Regions from separate parts of the Homo sapiens genome. Here all the other regions are linked to region 3. Evidence: chromatin loops called from intact Hi-C (ENCODE). Cell type or tissue: endothelial cell of umbilical vein. All regions are shown on one strand.

Region 1 (8,000 bases), 78 kb before region 3:
GCTGAGGTGGGAGGATCGTTTCAGCCTGAGAGGCAGAGGTTGCAGTGAGCCAAGACTGCGCCACTGCACTCCAGCCTGGATGACAGAAAGACTCTGTCTCAAAACAAAACAAAACAAACAAACAAAAAAACTGCTATAACGAAAGTAAAGCTGGGTGAAGGAACAGGCGTGCTATTAGGTGAGAGGCTATTATTATATCCTATATACAGGGAGGACAAGGAGGTCTCACTAATACTCTGCTAGCTGAGTAGACATGAAGGGAATAAGGCATAACATATTTTGAGGATTAGCATTCCAAGCAAAGTGTAAAACTACAAAAATCCTAAGGTAGAAGCACAGTTGATATGTTCAAAGAGAAATAAGGAAGACAACATGGATAGACTAGGGAGCATATTTGATGCTGAGGTCAGAAAGTTAAGGGGTAGGGATAGGGATAGGGGCTAGAGAAGGTAGGGCCTTGCACATCATTGAAAGAACAGGGGATTTCCTTTGAAAGAGATGGGAATTCACTGAAGGACTGCGAGCAGAGAAGTGGCAATTATCTGCCCTCCGTTTTTAGAGGTGCACACAGGCTGTTAGGTAGACAATGGACTCCAGGAGGTCAAGGGTAGATAGGAGGCTAGTAGAAGCAATCCAGGGGAAAGCTGTGTGTAACCTAAAGCAGGGCAAGTAACAGTAGAGGCAATAAGACATAGTCAGTTTGATATATCTTGAAGCAAGATTTGTTGCCAGATTGTACATAAGAGAAAAATGACTCAAGGAAGACTAGGTTTTTGGGACTAAGCATAAGAAATAATAACTGCTTTATGGCCAGGCGTGGTGGCTCACGCCTGTAATCCCAGCACTTTGGGAGGCCGAGGTGGGCGGATAATGAGATCAGGAGATTGAGACCATCCTGGCTAACACGGTGAAACCCTGTCTCTACTAAAAATGCAAAAAATTAGCCGGGCATGGTGGCGGGTGCCTGTAGTCCCAGCTACTCGGGAGGCTGAGGCAGGAGAATGGTGTGAACCCCGGAGGTGGAGCTTAGCGCCACTGCACTCCAGCCTGGGTGACAGAGCGAGACTCTGTCTCAAAAAAAAAAAAGAAAAGAGAGAGAGAAAAAAAAGAAATAACTGCTTTATAATGGCATGGAAAAGACAAGACCACAGTGACACAGTCTTTTTTGTTTGTTTGTTTAAATGTTTTAAAAATGTATTTGTGTGTACTTATTCTCTAAGAGGGTGAAAGACTCATTTTCCCCAGGCCAAGTTTTATTATAATAACCACCATGTAGAATGACCAAATTCTACGATTAACACTATTTTTCTTCTCCTAAGTGTTTTCCTTCTGCCTGCTTCAACGTATAACCAACTAACTTGTGTCAATTCGCCAGGGAATAAAAATGGAAGGATCTGTTCTAGCCAGAGCTTAGCAGGTGCTGTGGTGGGAGATAAATCAGAGAACACACACAAACCAGGGTGAAGACATTTACAAATGTACTTTAGCCAATAAAAATTAGCTTGTTATTTTATAAAGAAAACAGGTGCCTACAGTAAAGGTTATCAGAAGGTGGCTCAGGAAGTGGGCAGGGATGGTCCACAAAACATCTAAGAAAATACCTTTTTATTTTTGAAATAAATGACTTCAACTTTTCCCTGGATTATTCCAGGAGTCTCCTATCTACTCTTGACCTCCTCAAGTCTATTCTAGTATCTAAGAAGAACTGATTAAATTTAAATCTTAATCCTAGTTTGCAGTTTAGGTTACATGTACATTTGGATGTTTATTAAAGGAACACCAAGTTATCATTCTTCCAAAGAACTGCATAATATTTCCTATTGAGTCATTCATCATACTCTATCATATTTCATTTCTTTCATGTGAAAGGAGTTTGCCTGAAAGCGTAAGCTTTAGAAAGAGAAGTTTTTTCAGGTCATTAAAAAAAAAAAACTGTTATAAAATAACATGTGCACTAAATATGCATATTTACAATTTTTCTTAGATGATTTAACAAAATTATCCAGTAGTGTAGGCAGGAAGTGCTATATTACTGTCTTCTCAGTTTAAAAACCTAAAAAGGAACTTATAAAGTCCATATTGTTGTAGTGGCCACTCTCTAAAGGGTGCTGTCCATTAAAGCAGAAAACAAGAGCCAACAAGTTCTCTATGTTTATCAACATTCACCTCTCAAGCTTCATCTTCCTGTTCTAGAAATATTTTCCTCTCTAATTAAGAGCTGCCTTCCAGGAGGGAATACTGTCTCTCCAATCATCTCTAACTGTTTGAAGATAAATGAGAATGGACAGAAGCTATTTCAGGAAAAAGAGAACCTAAAACTTCACTGCTTGGGGTGAGAAAACACTTCCCTTTTGCTGCATTTCTTTTTTTTTTTTTAATTTCATATTTAGAGTATGATGGTAAATTTTGGAGAGATCACAAGACCTCCAAACTTTATGCAAGAGTGGTGGAACGCCTGCAAAAGAATTCAGGCTTCTGCCTGAGTGATGGAGGGAGCAGGGGCAGGCATGGACTGGGCTGCTTAACCCTCCCGCAGCTACTAGAACCTGGGAACGGAGCCAGCTGTGCAGCTGCAGGAGTGGCGCCTCAGCTCTCCTGAGGCAGTGCTGTCACCAACCCCAACCTTGGGCTTCCACACTCAGCGTATGCCCCTGACACTTAAGGAAGGAAAGAGCCACACCACCATCAGAAAGAATACTGGTAACTGTGAAGGCTGCCGGTTCTAAGTTGTAGTTTATCTTGTTCAGCAGTGTGGACATTTTTCAGTGAGGCTTATATCCAGTCAAAAACGAATGGGAAAATAAACAAAATGAACCCATTTCAGTGATTAAAAATATTTTTAGCAGACATTTCCCGTCACATGATTACATTTCTATCACACAGTTGAATTACATTTCTATTTCAAAGACTCAATTTCTCATTAATATGCTCTCTACAACACTCAAAGAGACCACAGTGGCTTAATACTACTACCACTAACAATTTTTAAAAAACAAACTCATGCCTATCTCTACAATGTTGTCTTTTACAGAAAAACAAATAATACTTACTCCCCTGAACTTCACCAAAACAAGACTGGGATGGTGGGAATTTTTGTTTGTTTTAACAGAACAATGCTCCGTGCAGTAGCACTAGAAAAATGATTAGTGGTAAATATTTCTTAACATTTGTTCACACCAGAAATGGGAGGAAAAAGAGAAAACTGTTCCTTTCTTTCTCTATATTTCTCCCCTCAATGACCAAATTTCCAAACTTTACTTATGATAATAAAAATAAGCCAGAGAAACTTAACTATCAAACTCATTTGTATCTGGTTAGCCCAGAAGAAGCCTCCTGGAGAGCCAAAACCCATCAATAGCACATATTTTAATCTTGAACTTGAAAACCAATGTGAGCTTTATTAACTTTAAAAGAAAACCAAACTCTGCCACTTTTACATCCCTCGGCATGCAGTGTTATAAAGTGACCCACGCTGGGGAAGAAAAAAATATATCTACTAGAAAATGAAACCACTTACCTTGATCAGTGGACATGATTTCACATATACTGATAATTAATCTACTCTGGTTTAATAAAAAGATATTTGGCTTTACTCTTTTAAAGTTCATGTGATAAAATCTCACTCCTGGCTGTAAAGCTTCAGGGAGGCTGAAGATTACACAGGATCTGCCAGGAGCTCAGACCAATGCACTATGACTTCAGTGCATTCTTCGAACTTACTGCCCAAGGACGACCTTATGCAAAACATGCCACACCTCCCCAGAGGACGGACTGCTGCAGTACATTGCATGAGAGGGAGTGTATGAGCACAGAGAGACTTCTATTTATCAAAGTAAAGTAAACAACTGAGGCACATGGAACCTTTAAAAGCATTCAAAGTACAGCTGGGAATAGGGCGATTTCTAAATGGACTAATGCCTTAACTATTAGTAATGCTCTAAAAAAGCTAATGGGAAAACAGTTTGTTTCTATTTTAACAGGGCTCCTGCCCTGGACCAAAGATGTTGGTTACAGATTCATGATTCACAAGCTTAAGATGTTAAAATCTCATTTTGAATGACCTCAAATATCCCATTTATGTTTTCCTTTCCAGCATAGCTCATTGATTTCAGTGACTAAATAATACAGAATTAATAAATACTACATACAAATTTCCTAAGGAAAACAAGTCGTATATGTTATTTCAAAACATAGTTTAACTGGTAAAATATTTATTACTCATTTTTATCTGTCTTTATAAGTACATTAGTAATTTCTCATGGCCTTGAAAAATCAGAAAATGTCAGATTAAAGCCAGGCGCGGCGGCTAACGCCTGTAATCTCAGCACTTTGGCACGCCGAGGTGGGTGGATCACCTGAGGTCAGGAGTTCGAAACCAGCCTGGCCAACATGGTGAAATCCATCTCTACTAAAAATACAACAATTAGCCGGGTGTGGTGGCATGCACCTGTAATCCCAGCTACTCAGGAGGCTGAGGCAGGAGAATCGCTTGAACCCAGGAGGCAGAGGTTGCAGTGAGCTGAGATTGCGCCGCTGCACTCCAGCCTCGGTGACAGAGTGAGACTCCATCTCAAAAACAAACAAACAAACAAAAGAAAATGTCAGATTAAAATATTTATAAAATCATAATGAGTTAACAGGTTACAGACATTCTCCCTCACTGGGGAAAATAACCTCTCCAACCCCCTCCTCTTTGTGTCCAGACACAGTAGTTCCCTCTCTCTAGTGTGCACTTGAATCACCTACTGGGTTATCAAGACATACATCACTGAGTGCCCTATCAAAGTCAGATTCAGTGCATGGTGGGGCCACATAATTTGCATTTCTAACAAGCTCCCAGGTGACAGTGACACTGCTGACCTGGGCCTTCACTCCAGGAATCACACTTTGAGAACCACTGGGGCAGTGAATTGCTGGGTTAGGGAGGATTAAAGGACTTGCTAAATTGCACACCTGCTAGGAGCTGATGGATGTCAGGCAGGAGCCAATACAGTGCTGAGGATGAGGTGTGAGGGGTTTGTTCTCCCACTTCAACACAAGCTCCCCATCAGGACACAAAGGTTGTCAATCATTCTAATGAAAGTGGTACTTTTTTAATAACAGAAATGTGTATATAAGGCATAAATAAATAAGCTTTACAATTAATCTGATACAGAATAGGGTAATAGTACATGGAGAAAAAAGTCAAAGAGAAGAAACCTGAATTGTTTTTAACTCCTTTGCAAACTCCACCCATATGTGTTAAAATTTCACTGTGGCAGAGAATCTGTTTAGGTTTGGTTCCAAGACCACTTAGCCTTAGCAAATTTCAGTAATGTAAAAACCAGAATACTTCCCTGTCACAAAAATGCCCCAACGTCTGTCTGTACTTCCTGAGCTTTGATAGCAATGTTTAAATTGTAATCTCAGGTTTGGTATTAAAACAAACACTTTAAAAAAAAAAAAAGCTAACATGTGCTCTCTGCCCATTGCTATGTTAAGCATTTTCCATGTAGAATTTCATAAAGTCCTTATTGCAGGGTAATAATTTATCACCATCTTACAGAAGAATATCACTCTGTAAGGTAGTGTTAATTTATCACCATTTTGCAGAAGAGAAAACTAAGTTTAGGAGGTCAAAAATCTTGATCACTCATGCTAGTACAGTGATAACCATTAAGATATTAAATTCACTGTTGTACAACAAATTAAGATATAATGGTATAGCAGTCACCCTTTACCTGTGATCAACTTCAGTCTGAAAATATTACATATAATATTTTGAGAGAGATACCACATTCACATAATCTTTATTACAGTATATTGTTATAATTGTTCTATTTTATTGCTATTGCTGTTAATCTCTTACTGTGACTAATTTATAAATTAAACTTTATCATAGCTATGGATGTAAAGGAGAAAACATAGTATATATACTGTTCAGTACTATATGCAGTTTCAGGCATCCACTAGGGTCTTGAAATACATCCCCTGTGGATAAAGGGACACTACTGTATTCACTTTTAATCTTTATAGATGAAAGCCAAAAATCAAAACATGGTTTGCAGGAGAAAGTGATAACTAAAATAAAATATAACAATTATGATTGACTCTCAATTGCCCACAAGTGGACAATCTGTAATAATCTGCAGCATCTACCACAAACTTAACACTAAATTCTAGGCTACCCAATAGGAGCAATAGCAGTTTCTCATCAGGTGGGAATGCACTTATCCTATGAGCCAGCAATCCTAACTCTTAGGTACTTAACCTAAGTAAAAGGAGGATTTACATTGACAAAAAATGTTTACAGAGCCTTTATTCATAATCATCCAAAACTAGAAATACCCACTTGTTCTTCAAGTAGTGAATGGGAAACAAACTGTGGTACATCCACACAATGGCATACCACACAGCAATAACAAGGGATGAACAAAGATACCTGCATGTGCATTAGAAAGAAGCCAACGTAAAGGGCTACACATATGTGATAAAATGAGACACTCTGGAAAAGACAAACTTACAGGAATAGTAAACAGATCCAAGGTTGCCAGGGCTGGTGGTAAGGGAACTGACTTTTCATAAAACGGCATGACAGAATTTTGGAACTAAAGGGACTGTTCTGTATCTTCATTGTGGTGGTGGTGGTTATATGACTGCGTGCATTTGTCAAAACTCAGAATTGTACCCTAAAGAGGTTGAATTTTAATGTATGTAAATTATCTTTTAATTTTAAAAAATTTAGAAGCAAATAAAAGCAATTTATTCATTAAAAAAGAGGCTAGGAGGGCCGGGTGGAGTGGCTCACAGCTATAATCCCAGCACTTTGGGAGGCCGAGGCGGGCGGATCATGAGGTCAAGAGATCGAGACCATCTGGCCAACGTGGTGAAACCCTGTCTCTACTAAAAATACAAAAATTAGCTGGGCATGGTGGCACGCGCCTGTAGTCCCAGCTACTTGGGAGACTGAGGCAGGAGAATCGCTTGAACCCAAAAGGCAGAGGTTGCAGTGAGCCGCGATCGCACCACTGCACTCCAGCCTGGCGACAGAGCAAGGCTCTGTCTCAAAAAAAAAAAAAAAAAAAAAAAAAAAAACCAAAGCTAGGAAACTGATTGTCATAGATAGTGTAAACTCAACCCTAAATAATTTTTGGTATATCCACTATGCTCCTCATTGTCAACAGTAGAGATAATCACTAATCCATTTTCTGTGATTTACAAAAAACTTGGCAAATTTATTAAAAGTGATCTAATTAATTCCCCATACATTATCCATTTGTAAAAGCTGAAGTTTATGATACCATATCAAAAGGGATCTATTAAATAAATATGTTTAGTGATTTTAAGGTTGTCATAGATATCAGTCTTGAAAAACACCTAAAATCCATGCCACTGAACTCACAGCTATTCATAAAATACCTCCAGCTCTGAAGACTTAGTGGCTATCATCCAGCCCTTTCACCTCTCCCTCCTTGTAGCAATGTTATTTTGATACACATTGCACTGAATAAGAAACTTACCAACTTCTGCCAAACATTCACGTGATATTTCTTTTTTTGAGATGGAGTCTCTGTCACCCAGGTTGGAGTGCAGTGGTGCGATCTCAGCTCACTGCAACCTCCGCCTCCTGGGTTCAAGCAATTCTCATGGCTCAGCTTCTCTAGTAGCTGGAATTATAGACACGTGCCACCAGGCCTGGCTAATTTTCGTTTTTTTAGTAGAGACAGGGTTTCACCATGTTGGCCAGTCTGGTCTCAAACTTCTGACATTGAGTGATCTGCCTGCCTCAGCCTCCCAAAGTGCTGTGATTACAGGCATGAGCCACCATGCCCAGCCCACATGATATTTCATAATAATGTTTTTTATTATATTAAATTTTAAAATAAAAGCCTACCTATATTATATTCAACAGCTTACCATTTTCCATGGAAATGATCTGAAATCAAGAATTTTATAGGCAACCTGCACTTCCTGGATTAAAACCTATATATCTACAATGTTTAAAAATAAAGAAGTGAATA
Region 2 (8,000 bases), 130 kb before region 3:
TTCTTTATGACTCTTCAGCACATGTTCTCATATGTGATTTCATTTTAGGTAGGAAGAATTTTCCTAAAAACATATACCAAAAGCTACTAAAAGGTTTTGCAGCTTTTCCTATCTACTTATTAGAGGTTATAGTCAAAACAAAATGTACGTAAATGACCTAAGTAAATTATCAGGTTTTTATAGGACATGAATGAATATTTCTTAATCATGGGAAGTTTCTATTCAAATCTGCTGTCAGTTAGATAATTATATTCTTCTATGGAAAGAGAGTGGGTACCCTTTGTACAGGTACATACATCTCTGTGGTCCCTAAAGCCCATTCTCTGGTAAAGAAGTTGAGTCAACTTAGGGAATGAATATTTGATTTTGTACCACAATTTATCAGATGCATCAACACTTTGATATGTCATTTTATATGTCTTGTCACAAACTGAAGCCTTCATTGGGGCTGCAGGCTGTTAAATTAAAATTAGATCACAAGGACATTTGAATGTCACATAATTGGTCTAACCTATTACTTGTATTAGACATCTTTGTTCTGTGATATTCCAAAGTTCTGCAGATTCTTTATCATGAAACTAAGGAGCTGGGAAATCAAGGAAGCTATCACAAGTGAGAGATGGTGACAACCACCACTATTTAATGAATACTTACTACGTGCACTATTCTATGTACTGCACATGAGTTATCTCTTGTAATCCTAATCCATCTGTGAAGCAGGAGTATTATCACTCTCATTTTATAGATGAGGAAGCTGTGCCATCATGAGGTTAAGTAACTTGCCCAAAGTCATACAGCTAGTAAGCGAATGAGCCAGGATTCAAACCCGGGTCTGTGAAAACCAACTTGTGCTCTGCTACAGCCTTTTGCATGAGGAGAAATCCCTCTGGATTTGGGGAACAAGAAAACCAGGAGGTAGAGGAATAAAACACAGGTTTCATGGTCAAATAAGATCATGTCATAAATGCCATCAAAAGGGTCATGAGGTCTCAAGAACTATTTGTTAACAGTAGGGAATTTATCACTAGGCTCACATTATTAAAAAGAGAGAGAGAGAGAGAACACCCACTTATGATATGCATATATCATTCCTTGCTTTTTTTTTTTTTTTTTTTTTAGATGAAGTCTCACTCTTGTCCCCCAGGCTGGAGTGCGATGGCGCGATCTCGGCTCACTGCAAACTCTGCCTCTCGGGTTCAAGTGATTCTCCTGCCTCAGCACCCACTGAGTAGCTGGGATTATAGGCGCCTGCCACCATACCCAGCTAATTTTTGTATTTTTAGTAGAGACGAGGTTTCACCATGTTGGCCAGGCTGGTCTAGAACTCCTGACCTCAGGTGATCCACCTGTCTCGGCCTCCCAAAGTGCTGGGATTTCAGGCATAAGCCACCGCGCCCGGCATTCCTTGCTTTATAATATAGTGTCATAAGCATCAACAGGCTGTCAGCTCGGCATGATCCTTCAAGAAGCTTCAAGAAGTAGTCCAGGCCTACTTGTGACTTACCACCAATATTTTCCCAAACTTAGGTCTTCCACACTATCCAATTCAAAACTTGAAATAAGAGGGGAGAACAATGAGTGAGAGTTAATGGCACAATCTCAGCTCACTGCAACCTCTGCCTCCTGGGTTCAAGGAGAGTTAAAAGTGAGAGCTTTTAATCTGAAGGTTTCAATTACGTTCTTTCGTGACATGGGGAGGAGGGGGAAACAGAGGTTGCACAAAGAAAAAAAGTTTGGTTACTTGCACAAGATCAGACAGGAAGTAAGTGGTGGTGAAGAGAGAACAACTTTGGTCTTCTTATAATCTATGTAGTGTAAGTTACACTAAAGAGTCCTTTGAGTTTTATAGAAATTAAAGAACAGGCACCAAGAAAAACTGAATATGTATACACATTAAATAACTGAATTAACCTGTCTAAAGACTTAGTCATCAAAGTATCTCAGTCATTTATAAACGCTTTATGTTAATTCTGTTAAGTCAGAACCTTGTATACACTAATGAGAGTACATCATGTGGTAATAACCAACAGTCCTCAGGCAGGAGAAACAAAATACAGGAACCCTAAGTTAAAAAAGAGGTGGTATGCAAACTTCTCTGTGTATCCTACAGTGGGAGAACCGAAAGAGAGGTGCTGGTATTAACCTGGCAGAATGTGTTGAAATTTGGATCTATTAAATGACATATTAGGCTTTGAGTCTATTGATCTTGATTCACAAGTGAGGAAACAGGATGTTTAATTAATAAACACATAGCTTTTATATGCCAAGGCACTGTTCTAAAGTACTTTACAACTAGTACATGATCTATACCTCATAATGTTACAAGGTAGATATGTTATCTCCATTTTACAGATGAGGAAACTGAGGCACAGGGAGGTTGAAGTAATCTGCTCAAGGTCACAGAGCTAGTAAGTAGCTGAGTGGGATTCAAATCTAGAGGACCTGGCTCTTGAGTCTGTGTTCCTGACCACTAGGTTAGGTATCTGGCTTTTTAATTTGTTTTTAACCCCATATAAAGCAAGATTTTAGCTTTCCATTTCTCTCACACTCAACTAAACTGGGTCTTTCTACACGCTGTGACCTCTAAGCACCTGATCTTTCCCAATTCTCCTGGTTCAACTCAACGTTCTGTTAAACCCCATCCTTTGTTCTCTTGGCACTGCTGACTTGCTGATCCTGGCTAATTCCCACTCCAAGTTTGCTTTTTCTCTTTCTTGAATTCCAGGCCACTCAGCAATGCTGGGAAGACTTCTGATTGGCTCTATAGTCTTTGCCCGATGCTCTCAGAATCATGGTCACTGTTGCCACAACAGCACCTTCTCCAAGCTCCAAGTCTTGCACCTGGAGGACTTCTTGCTGGTCTTGGCAGAGGACTGCCCAAATCGACACTTCAATCACCAAGCCTGCAAGCTACCTCCGTGCTGTGGTCCCTCAGTCCGTCCTAGATTCTCCATGACTTCTCCGTTTCTGCTAACAACAGTGAATTCACACTAATAGCCATGATGTAAACCTTAGCTTTATCAGTGAGGCCTTTTCCCTTTACTTCAGGATATCTTGAGTAATGGTCATTTGTTGTCTTAACTCTCCATCTCAACTGTAAGTTTCTTCTTTGTATTTACTGCGGTGCCTTGCCCATAGCCTATGTGCAATATACATTTGCTCAACTTTGTTCAATTACTCAAGTTCACCAAGTTATATACTAGTATACAGCTAGTTAGCTATCAAGGCCTACTAAAGGCTAGGTCTCCAAGTTAACTCCTAGTTCCATATTCTAAATGCTGACCATGCTTTTTTCCTTAAAGCTTTCCAATATGCCTGCACCCCTACCCCATTCCCCTCCATCCCTGTGGTTCCAAAACACTGTTCTCTCTTCTTTCTCCTCTTGGACAATTTATTAAACATCCTTTTCTATTGTTTGTGCTTCATGGCTCAACTCTTGGCCCATTTCCTGTTCCTACACATTCTGCTTTGGCAATGTTAATCACACCCTCATGCACCATCCTCTTAACATTCTTACCCTCTTTCCTGGGCTCTGGATCCACAGTTCCACTTGCTTAATTAATATCTCCAAATGGATGTTTTGCAGGAACCATAAACTTAGTATAAGAGTACAAAACTAACCTAATTAGCAACTCTACTTCCTTCTCTCAAACCCACACCATTACTTTCCTTCCTGTCATCTCAATGATTTCAACATGTCAGGAAGCCATGGCCTGGAGAGTTTGTTAAAGTGATGTGTCTGGCCAGGCACAGTGGCTCACACCTGTCAGCACTTTGGGAGGCTGAGGCGGGTGGATCACTTGAGCTCAGGAGTTCAAGACCAGCCTGGGCAACATGGTGAAAACCTATCTCTACAAAAAATACAAAAATTAGCCAGGCGTGATGGTGCATGCCTGTAGTCCCAGGTACTCAGGAGGCTGAGGCAGGAGAATTGCTTGAACCTAGGACGTGGAGGTTGTAGTGAGCCGAGATAGCGTCACCGCACTCCAGCCTGGCAGCCTGGGCAACAGACCGAGACCCTGTCTCAAAATAAATAAATAAATAAATAAATACAGAATAAAAAATAAGCAATAGCCATTAAAATTTTTTAATTACAAAAAAAGTGATGTGTCAGTGGTCACCTAGCTAGTAAGTGACGGGGCTGGGATTTGAACTCAGGTATTTTCATTCCAAAGCCTTCATGCCTAAACCAATAAATCGTAATGCTTCCAGAATTTTTTTTTTTTTTTTTTTTTTTTTGAGAGAGTCTCACCCTGTCATCCAGGCTGGAGTGCAATGGTGCGACCTAGGCTCACTGCAACCTCCACATCCAGAATTCAAGCAATTCGCCTGCCTCAGCCTGCTAGTAGCTGGGACTACAGGTGCTTGCTACTGCGCCCAGCTAATTTTTGTATTTTTAGTAGAGATGGGGTTTCACCATACTGGCCAGGCTGGTCTCGAACTCCTGACCTCAGGTGATCCCCCTACCTTGGCCTCCCAAAGTGCTGGGATTACAGGGGTGAGCCACTGCACCCAGCCCAGAATATTCTATTTTTGTAAGACATCTACACCTGGACTTCCAAGAAGCCCCTCAATTCAGTATTGCAAAATGTAATTTATTTTTTGCCCACAAAATAGGTTCTGCCTTCCATTCTCTTGTAGTTCATGTGCCATCTGCCAATTCATCCAGCCTAGGAGTTGAACCTGACTTAACCCCCACATCTAGCCACAAGGTCCTCAGAATCTTCCTTGTCTCTCACCCTCTGCTTCATCCAGGCCCCCTTCATCTCACACCTGGACTAGTACAGTTGCTTCCTAACCACGTGCCCTGCTCCATCTGTTTTCCCTTTCATCTGACTCATTTTTCAAAAACCCACACATGTGTCATCATGTCACTTCCATGCTTTAATTGTTTCTGAGGCCAGATAATATTAGGCTTATGGAAAGTTTGAATTCATATGGGGGAAATACCTATGTATAACCCAACAAAACAGGATACAGAGTGACCATACATTATGCGATCAAGTATGTTTTTTCAAACAGCTCAGAAAAACAAGCTAGAATATCAAATATCTAAGCAATTCTCACTGGTAGAATTATGGGTGTGGTTTTTGTGTGTATTTTCTGTGCTTTGCCAATTTTCTTCTTTTTCAATGAAAATTGTAAACTTTTAGCAACTTAAAAGGTTTTAAAAACCTTTTAAGATTTTTAAACTTTTTAAACTTCCAAACTTTTAAAAGTCTCTAATGTTTTCAGGAAAAAAATATGTATATTCTTAACAGGCATTCAAAAGCCCATTGCAGTCTGTTCTTAGCTTACTCTTCTAAATCTAGCCTTGTACCTCTGTATTAATTTCTCTAGCCATTCTGACCTCTGATTATGCAGTCAGAAATATTCCTCCAAATGCAGCATCTACAATCTTGCCTCTACTCATTGCTCACACTTTCACTCACCCCCATCCCAGCGTATCTTTGATCTCACCCAGCAATCTCCCATCCTTGCTTCAAGGCTACTTCAACTGCTTCTCAGCAGCCTGGCCCTCAACTAGTACTCCTGGGGCACAACTGCTCCTTCATCTGCATTTCCCTTTTTTTTTTTTTTTTTTTTTTTTTTGAGACAAGGTCTCAGCTCTGTGGCCCAGGTGAGAGTGAAGTAGCAGGATCATAGCTCACTGCTGCCTCGACCTTCTGGGTTCAAGCAATCCTCCCACCTAAGCCTCCCGAGTAGCTGGGACTACAGGCAAGTGCCACCGCACCCAGCGAACTTTTAAATTTTTTGTAGAGATGGGGTTTTGCCCGTTGCCCAGGTTGGTCTCAAACTCCTGGACTCGAGAGATCCTCTGCCGTAGCCTCCCAAAGTGCTGGGATAGCAAGTGTGAGCCACTGCACCTGGCCCAGTCATCTGTATTTCCAAAGCACTTACTGTATCATATTATGTCAATTTGTGTATGTCTCTCACCCCTCAGCAGACTGAGGCTTTGTTGATAGGGCTTGTCTAGTCCATTTCTATGTTGCTGGTGCCCAGGAGAGTGAGACTGGCACACTGAATTTTTTAATTGAACAGTTCAATTTTTTTCACATTTTTCTTTCTTATATTATGAACCTAGTAAACTGAGTAGCCACAAAAAAGAATTTTCTGAGTTCACCGTTCAGTTCTAAGTGAATAAAGAAAAGTTGCCTTTAAGATATACATATATATATATATATATATATATATATATATATAAAATTTTTGAGACAGGGTCTCACTCTGTCACCTAGCCTGGAGCGCTGTGGTGGGATCTCAGCTCACTGCAACCTCTGCCTCCCAGGCTCAAGCGATCTTCCCACCTCAGCCTCCTGAGTAGCTGGTGGTGCATGACACCACACCAGCTAATTTTTTGTATTTTTAGTAGAGATGGGGTTTTGCCACGTTGCTCAGGTTGGTCTCCAACTCCTGGACTCAAGCAATCCACCCACCTCGGCCTTCCAAAGTGCTGGGATTACACAGGTGTGAGCCACCGCACCCGGCTGCTCTCCTTTCTTTCATTCCCTATCCCTTCATTTTCCCACTCCTATGGGCATTTGGGAAATGCCCATCAAATCTAACACAGCTTAAATGAAACACATTTAAGACTATTCTGAAGTAAGTATCTATTTCCACTTCCAGGAAGATTAAAGTTTTTCAGTTGTCTGCATATTGAAATTAAAAATATTCCATTATATCTTAGAAGTTCAACACATTGGACAGCTTAAGCAGCAGCTGATAATCTGGTGTGCTATGCTAACAAGGGAATATACCTATATCACAGCATAACAGAATTAATATATAATCACTGAAATGGGCCTTAAGATTTTTCTTTTTTTTTGGGAGGGGGGGGTTACAACATGAAGATAGGGCCTTAAGATTATATACAGTTTAGATGCTTTCACTAAACACACAAAGAATTATTGACTTGTTCAAGCTCATACTGCTAGTTAATAGACAAGCCAGAAGTAGAATTGAGATTTCTTTGTTCTAATTGTGTGGTCCACTATATTACCATTGACATTTTTATTAATTTCTTTTTCTTAATTGTGGTAAAATATACCTAATAAGATTTACCATCTTAACACTACTGAGATGTATGTTTGCATTTAGGAACAAGGAAAGGCAACATAACAAACATCAGTGCAGCAAAGGTGAACACACTGCCGCAGCACACTTATGAAATCCTAACATTCCATTTTAACAGGAGAGATGTGGTGTTCGCATCAACCGCTCTGCAGAGAAAATTTGCTTTTTCTTCCCACATACAGCATGTGCCATCCACTGTGTAAAGGCCCATTCAGGAGAAAGGCCAGTAGTACTATTCTATGTTTCACTAGTTTAATAGGAAAATTCTATAAAATCTCTCCCAAAGAGGTAAGATTCATCTAAGAAAATGCATCCATAATAATATGTGAAGGGAAGAAAAAGTACCATCCAACAACCATAGGCATCATCACCAATTAGAATATTTTTCTTTGTAAGAACAGCTCTTACTATTTTATATATACTTGTTGGAGGCATCATCCCAACAGTGGCAAAAGATTTTCTTGGTTCTATAACCTTCTCTTCCTTCCATCATGGTTCACGAACAAATAAACTAAAAATCTATCATTGTATTGAGGCATAGGGATTCACTTTGCAATGTCCTGTTTCTTTACTGTTTCAGATAATGTTACCAAGTATGACTCACTTTCTCCCACCCACTTTTTTCTTTAAACTTTGTCTGCTTCAGAGTCAGTATATGTTTCACCAGCAAATCAGCTCTTTCTTAGCTGACATTGTGCATATGAGCAGAAACCCCATCCAGGCAGTTCATCAAATCACTTTCTTCTTTAGAAAGGACAGAAATGTCCAGTTCTCAACAATCCCACCAGCTTATTACCCATGGCTGCTTCATTTATTGACATTTCTTGCATTTAGCCATTTAAGTTTGTGATGTGTTGCTTCAGGGACACAACACTAGCCTGGGAGTCACAGCATGAGGGTTGTGAGCTATTATTCAAAAAACAGCG
Region 3 (8,000 bases):
ATCATGCCATGCACTCCAGACTGGACAACAGAGTGAGGCCCTGTCTAGAAATTTAGAAAAAAAAAAAAGAAAATCTACTTGTAAACACTTTTAGATTTTTAAATACATTTCTTTTTCAAATCTTTTTTAAGTTTTTATTTTATTTGTATTTTTATTTCAGGAATAGCACAAAAGAATCAAATCTTTATTTTTGAAGGAGATAAATCCAAATGCAGAAGCATCTTTGAGTGCCTTAAATTTACATTTTATGATCCTTATAAATAGCAGTGTCTGGCCAGACACAGTAGCTCATGCCTATAATCCCAGCGCTTTGGGAGGTCAAGGTGGTGGATCACTTGAGGCCATGAGTTAGAGACCAGCCTGGCCAACATGGCAAGACCCCATCTCTACTAAAAATACAAAAATTAGCCAGGCGTGGTGGCGCACACCTGTAACCCCAGCTAGTTGGGAGGCTGAGGCATGAGAATCGCTTGAACCTGGGAGGTGGAGGTTGCAGTGAGCAGAGAGTGTATCGATGGATTCCAGCCTGGGTGATAGAGCGAGAGACTCTGTCTCAAAAAAAAAAAAAAAAAAAAGCAGTGTCAAACATCCCAAATAAACACAATTTGCCAACCAAATTAATAATCTTTGCTGGCCCAACTCTTCCTGCTGTCTAAATACTTCAAAATTATTAATTCTAATAAGTTGTTGACTCAAGAGATTTCTGAAGGTATCATCACTCCTGTTGATAATTTTCCTCCTACCAATAGCCAGTTACATGAGGAAAGGATTGATAATTCCAATGAAAAGACCTGGCTTCTTTTCTAACTATTGGAGAAACTTTAGAAAAACTTTAGGCAAATCCTTTAAACTCTATGAGCCTGTTTCCTCTTTGGTAAAAATGAGGATTGTATCCCTACAGAATGGGTGAATGCTTCCTAAAACAAAAACTCCCTCCAAATTCAGTTGTACCCGTGAAGTATTGCTGTTAAATCTAGAACAATGAATGTAAAGTTATAAGCCACAGAATACAACCTGGACCCTATCACTAATTTGTCAAGTAACCTTAAGAAAGTCAATCTCTCTGGGCCTAATTAGTAAAAGAGATTACTGGACCAAATCACTAGTTCCAATAATTGTTATGGGCGATGGAGCACTTGAAATTAACAAACGATGATCTTTGCATAACACGTTTCAGTGGGATAAAATAAAATATTGATTTACCAGCTAAGTTCAGTTCTATCACACACAGGGGATATCTTATGAATGGAAAATTCAACCATATTATATATATTAGAAATTTAAAAAATCAGCCTGGGCACGTTGGCTCAGGCCTGTAATCTCAGCACTTTGGGAGGCCAAGGCAGGAGGATCACTTCAGCCCAGTTCAAGAGCAGCCTGGGCAACATGGCAAAATCCTGTCTCTACAAAAAAAACACAAAAGACACAAAAATGAGCATGGTGGCGTACACTTGTAGTCCCAATTACTCAGGAGGCTGAGGTGGGAAGATCACCTGAGCCCAGGGAGGTCAAGACTGCAGTGAGCAATGATCACAGTACTGAACTTCAGCCTAGGCAACAGAATGAGACCTTGTCTCAAATAGGAAAAAAAAAAAGAAAAACAAAGAAAAAATCACAGCTACCAGCATACAAGGCTACAAAAAAAATTGGCTGTTTGAGGTTTCCCTCTTAATCTGTATTCATTTGTACCTGTTATTTCACTTTGAATTCAGGCTCGTACTCCCAAGCAGAGAAATGGTAGAAAATAATGAAAATTAAAAAAAAAAAGTGAAAAATCATAAATGAGGAAATTATGTTACCTAATTAAAAGAAAACAATCCTGTCATTAATTATTAATTATTTAATTATTTAATTTCAGTAGCAGAACTCCACACCCAAGCTCCTTAGAGCAGAGCTAGAAGATCAAGGCACCAGATACTCTCCAAGGTCCCTTTCAGCCCTAGGGACTCTGTTTCTGGTTTCCACTGCAATTTGCATTCTATTTTTATATGCTACATACTGTTCCAGGCACAAATAACCATGTAATATTTTTAATAGTACCTGATAAACTGATCATTTTAGTAAGAGTCCAGTAAACATTTATTTACACATTTACACACACCCACAGAAAGCAATCCTTGTATTCTGAGTCCACTGAAGACATCTCAGAAGCTCAATAAACACTGTTAACAGTACATGTTATTCCATACTAATTTAATAAACCAAGGACAAACTGTCTTTTCTTGCAAAAGACCCTAGCAATTAGATATTAAAATTTTCCTTGCACACTGCAGTGTATTTGTGACATATACTTGTGGCATGCATAAGATAAGCTAGTTCCAAAATAAACACAGTGGTAAATAGTAAGGAAAATCTAGTAACTACAGTTCCTCGTCTTAAGATCATGACATCTTTAGGCATTATTATTTCAAGTGTTACAGTCCTGAACTAAGTTAATGGACAAAAACAAGCCAAGGCACACTTATGCTAAACTATAAAATGTCTCACATATGTATCTCTGATTTCTAGTTAAAAAAAAAATTATAAACAATGTTAAAATGGAATACTTAAAACTTCACTGTTTTTCTTGGTAGAAATTATGTATTTGCTTATAAGAAACTTTCTAATGACATAATGTAGAAATAAATAAAAAACTGAGGATAGAAGCCTTATTCTGCTTTTTAAAATCTAGAGGTTTTCAAATAACTCAATCCCTTCATCAAGTCCACTCCTGCTCATTACAGAGCTTAGAATAGGATACACCAGTTCCTGTTCTCGCATTTTCATTTTGTCCCAAATATCATCCTGTCAACACAGAAACAATGCACATTCAAATAAGCATTTACAGAAAAAGCAAAAGAAGCCCAGCTCATTAGCTGACTGAAGACCTTTATGTTTCAAATACAAAAGGGGAGATGGAAGTCACAGACCACTCAAACAAGAAAACGGCAGGTTATTTGTTCCTTTAAAAAGGACTGCATCTTTTTGTGGAAGAGGATCTACTGGAATTATTTAGAAATATACAGCAGCTCTAATTTTTCTAAACATTTATCAATTCTTTCAGTATAGCTTTTGACTACTTTGGTCAAGTATTTCTAGATTAAGTACATTCTAGGGCATGAGGGCATGACCTGAACTTTATAACATTTTGATCAAAACAGATCCAAAATTAAATTAATGATAATATTTGGCAGCATCAATCTCATTAATAAGATTATGGATAAATCCTCCCACGAGTTACTTTGCTTTCTGAACCTATCTTTGAGTTTTGAGCAGAATAAATTCTCCCAAAGCTGGCAATTCCAACAACCAAGGGGTAGTATCCTTTTACTACAGTAGTCTCATGTGAGCCACTAAATAGAAATTACTCAGGTGCTATGAAAACAGAAAGAAGTAAAGAAAAATAGATTGACTAAAGGGTAACTGTTCATCCACTGTCCCCTTACAAATACATGCCTAGTCTCTGTTCCCCTGCAGCCACAAATTATGGCAATAGTCACATGGGTACATTCTAATCACATAGCAAAAGTATACACTATTACAGTGAAAAAATGGGCACAAGGTATCTCCTGAATTTCAAGCAATTTTAGATAGCTTTTAGTAATAACTATAGGAGAGCTATAATATTTGCCAAGATTTTATTGAAGTTATCTTTAAATAAACACTTGACATACTATTTTAGCAAAAACATCAGCTAGAAAAAGATATCTTCAGCTGTTAATGACAGTAATGCTTGCAGGGTTTTACACAACAGCTGAGAAGGTTGGATGGAGACTAGTGGTCTGCAAACTGAAAGTGCACTCGTCCACTGAAATGATTACTTTTTCTATTGTTATGCTACTACTACAGCAATCACAATAATTCCTTTTGCTTTTTAAGTATTCACAAAGAAAATAACAGGATAACAATCTAGTCTAGAACTCTGTGACTATCTGCTATTATTTAATTCATTTATAGCATAACTTTATGATTCAGAAGGCAAATATTTTCATACATGGAAGTTCTTAAAATGACAGAGGACTAAGTTTCCTGATTCAGGATACAGAAATCTTAGACTAGATCATGCTGCCTCCTAGAGGCCAAAGGTACATAAAAACACCTCTATTTCACAAAAAGTCTTTAATTTTAACAAAAATCACATACCCTCAAATTTGAGTCTTCATAAAAGCTGCACAGAACATGTCCTGCTTATTATCTTAAGGGACTCTATTTTCTAGTTTTTGGGTAAATACCTTTGTACGTTAAAATACTGAACTGATTAGGGAAAGTCTACTGCAAATGATCCAACCTTGAGGAGATAAAAGAAATGGCATAGATATTCTGCTATCACAGAAATGGAATATAATATTCCAAAATCTATACTATATGTTTAAATACAATTATCCTGGTATTTTAAAATAAACTATCTAAAAGGAATATACTACTATACTTCATGATACAGCCATATGTCTAAAAAGGCTCTAAATATAAATAAAAAATTTTATGTATAAGTATAATCTACTGAACAAAATGCATAAAGGTGTTTCAATAGAGCAAACATACTGACAATGAACACACATGCAATCAACTGTTGCTGCTAAATCCTCATTCACAATGTTATTGTCAAAGAAATTTGTAGAAAATACTGAGATGAATAAACTTCTTAATTCAAGGAAGTACAAGAACAATGCAATCTTCCTCGTTTCTTCTTGGCTGCCTGCTGCTTCATTGTGTTTGTATAATAAAAGATCTGGCAAGTTGCAAGTCTCAATGCATTCACATGGGCAATTCCATAGCAGAGTTACCTTGGGAATAAACATGCTCTCTGGCACAAAGAACCATTCTAAGTAGGTCAAAGCTCCCCCAAACTGTATTTAGATCACCAGATGTTTCAAAAAACACTTTAAAATTCTGTCACTTCACCCAGAAAGGAAGAAAAATTTAAAAATCACAGGATACACTGTCAGAACAAGAACACTGAGGATGAAAAAAGGCAACTTAAAAGAAAATGTTCTGAGACTCTAAATTGTACTGCGGTCAATTTAAGATACCAGCAAAATATTTGGTCAAAAGCATGCTTTATGATCCTATTGAATTTAATTTTTAAAAGTAAAACAAAACTACTACAATCAAAGACAAACAGGAATCAAAACTTACTTAAAACAATCATTTAGTATGAAGGAATCAGCAGCTGGGACCTATCACATTGACAGTATTTTAAAGCATTAGCGATTTTTAAAAAATAAAAGCTTAGAAAAGACTAGTGATTGGCCCTAACCTATGTGCCTATGAAATTAAGACCAACAACAACAACAAAAAGTTTTTAACCAGTAACTTGGTTTAAAAAATTCTCTTTGCTATAAAATCCTCAACTATAGGAAAATGTCTTAAGTGACAGAAGAAAGACCACTTCTCTTAAGGAAGAGAGGATGCTGCTCATTTCCACTCTGCTTTTTGGGCAACTGAGATTTTGCATTTCAAAGAACGAAAGGCTAATCCCTTAATGAAGGTACTAGAAAGAGTAAAAACCCTTGCATGCGGTACAAATGCTCATTCCTTCAAGTCACTCCCATATTACTCATCCAGTGTGAATGTTAGAGAAAAGAACATTGCTCTGCTCCTGGAACACAGAGAACTTGTCTCTCATGTCTCGTTATCAGTGTGCCTATTTCTCCTCAATGCTATCAGGAATTTAATAACTGGCTACCAGGTTAGGAAATAAACCTTTTTTTTTTTAATCATTTCACATTTTATCTTCAGTTGGGGCTTTTTATTAACAGCTAAACACTCACAGAAATCGAGTCCACAATCTTTCCCTGGTGGCAAGAGTCCACTTACAAAGAAAACCGTGGAATTATTCTTGATGAGAAGGAAATAAATAACACCACCTAAAATATTTTTAGATGCAAATCAGACTCCTAATATAAAGATAGTTTTGATCCATTCATTCAACAAATATTTAATGAACTCTATACATCAGTTGTTCAGTTAGGTACTGGGTGTGGATTAGTAAATACAACAGGTGTGAGCCTTCCCTCCTCAATCTAAAGAATGAGATAAATGAAAATCTAAAAAATAAAGTATGATAATAATTATAGAAAAAAGTTTTTGAAAGCCTGAAACAATGAGCCCAAGTTAGGCTTCTTCTAAGCAAGTTGGGCAAGTTAATTATCTGTCTGAACACCATTTTGCTTCTCTGTAGGATGAGCACACAAAATTTATCAGCCAAACTGGAGTTCTTATCCAGGACTAATGATAAATTAAGAGATCCTAGGCTGGGTGCAGTGGCTCACACCTGTAATCCCAGCACTTTGGGATGCCGAGGCAGGTGGATCACTTGAGGCCAGGAGTTCGACACCAGTCTGGCCAACATGGCAAAACCCCATCTCTACTAAAAATACAAAAATTAGTCAGGCATGATGGCGCATACCTGTGATCCCAGCTACTCGGGAGGCTGAGACACAAGAATTGCTTAAACCCAGGAGGTGGAGTCTGCAGTGAGCCAAGACTGTGCCACTCTGCTCCAGCCTGGGCAACAGAGTGAGGCTCTACATTTAAAAAAAAAAAAATATATATATATCTATATTATATATATATATATATATAATATATATATAAAATATATATATAATATAGATATATATACACACACACGTTTTATAAATCTTTATTACATAAAACTATTTGGATGTGTTAATAATTATCAAAGCTGGATGATGGGTAAATGGGGGTCATACTAGTCTTTACTTTGCATAAGTTTGAAATTTTCTATAATAGAAAGTTCAATAAAATTGTGTATCTAGTGCATTCTCATTTTTTGAGACAGAATCTCACTCTGTTGCCCAGGCTGGAGTGCAGTGGCACAATCACTGCTCATTGCACCCTCGACCTGCTAGGCTCAAGCCATCTCCCACCTCAGCCTGCTGAGTAACTGGGACTAGAGGCATGCACCACCATGCCCAGCTAATTTTTTCATTTCTTGAAGAGACAGAGTATCTGTATGTTGCCCAGGCTGGTCTTGAACTCCTGGGCTCACTCACATGATCTTCCTGCTTCGGCCTCCCAAAGTGCTGGGATTACAGACGTGAGCCACTGCGCCCCACTTATTCTTTACCATAATACACTCTTGGCTATTAAGAGTCATAGGGTTCAAAGGACAACAGTAGACTAGAATTCAAAGCAAGGAGAATGCTCAAATAAAATCATTCACCTACCATGTGATCACTGAAGCTTTACTTTTTGTGTAAATCTAACCAATTCAGCCAGTTGTATTACTTTGCAGTGTAACTGCATTTACAAATTGATATACCTACACTCAGATTAATCACTTCTTCAGTAGCTTCCTACTTGTCTACCAATATTTAAATATTGTCTATCAAAAATTCATTCATAGACAAATGAATGCATTAACTTGCTTTTGGAGGAACAGTTATCTGCCCACTGATGGCTGCAACACTGACCACTAGATTCATTACGATTGAGAGATGATATCTGAATTCTGTCTGGTACTTACTGGCAATGAGAATTCCACAAAAATTTCTATGTACCACAGGCAAAGACATAAATTTTTTTCCTATACAACTGTTTCCCAAATCACTGAAAAATAATAGTGAAACAGGATGGCTTCCAGAAGAGTTACTTCAGTAGAATAGACTTAACAAAAGGAAATGTAAAGAAGAAAAAGAACTTTAAAGTCAGCATGCTTTTTAATCAGTCAGAACCTTGGGAGTCATTAAACAATTGTTCACAGAGTGTCCACATTTACGTAGCTTCCTATAAATTAGGGTAAGCGCATAGAATAAAAAACATTCAGGAAGTTCTATTGTCCAACAAAGTGACTTGTTTTTGAAGAAGGATCTCCACGGGAACATAGCTCGGGCAGGTAGGAAACTCTGTTATTGTTATCTTTAGAATATCAGCATGATCTTAAGTAGTAACTTACTTTTTTTTTTTTTTTTTTTTTTTTTTTTTTGAGATGGAGTTTCGCTTTTGTTGCCCAGGCTGGAGTGCAATGGAGTGATCTCAGCACTGCCACTATACCC

The links. Peaks named below come from ENCODE experiments on the same cell type or tissue, not always from the same donor. Only the 100,000 strongest peaks of a DNase experiment are listed, where the experiment ranks them.
Region 1: a loop joins it to region 3, with 4 times the contacts of the local background. A loop is called at or near these places in 32 of 110 quality-filtered maps.
Region 2: a loop joins it to region 3, with 7 times the contacts of the local background. A loop is called at or near these places in 5 of 110 quality-filtered maps.

The regions. Positions count from the first base shown.
Region 1 is chr12:32,530,016-32,538,015 of GRCh38, reverse strand. All of the region lies in intron 1 of FGD4 (FYVE, RhoGEF and PH domain containing 4), which reads right to left. Among named protein-coding and RNA genes, the nearest start is that of FGD4, 130 kb to the right of the region's middle. In endothelial cell of umbilical vein, no CTCF peak of the experiment used is centred here; DNase peaks (open chromatin) are centred at 1,905, 2,095, 2,585 and 3,815; H3K4me3 peaks cover 1,745 bases; H3K27ac peaks cover 3,866 bases.
Region 2 is chr12:32,583,427-32,591,426 of GRCh38, reverse strand. All of the region lies in intron 4 of FGD4 (FYVE, RhoGEF and PH domain containing 4), which reads right to left. Among named protein-coding and RNA genes, the nearest start is that of DNM1L, 92 kb to the left of the region's middle. In endothelial cell of umbilical vein, no CTCF peak of the experiment used is centred here; DNase peaks (open chromatin) are centred at 4,886 and 7,696; H3K27ac peaks cover 1,507 bases.
Region 3 is chr12:32,451,765-32,459,764 of GRCh38, reverse strand. The region is part of intron 1 of FGD4 (FYVE, RhoGEF and PH domain containing 4); the gene reads right to left. Among named protein-coding and RNA genes, the nearest start is that of FGD4, 56 kb to the right of the region's middle. RefSeq lists an enhancer at 5,867-6,656. In endothelial cell of umbilical vein, a CTCF peak has its summit at 4,045 (motif pointing left); DNase peaks (open chromatin) are centred at 2,294, 3,974, 4,694, 7,704 and 1 weaker place; H3K4me3 peaks cover 174 bases; H3K27ac peaks cover 6,031 bases.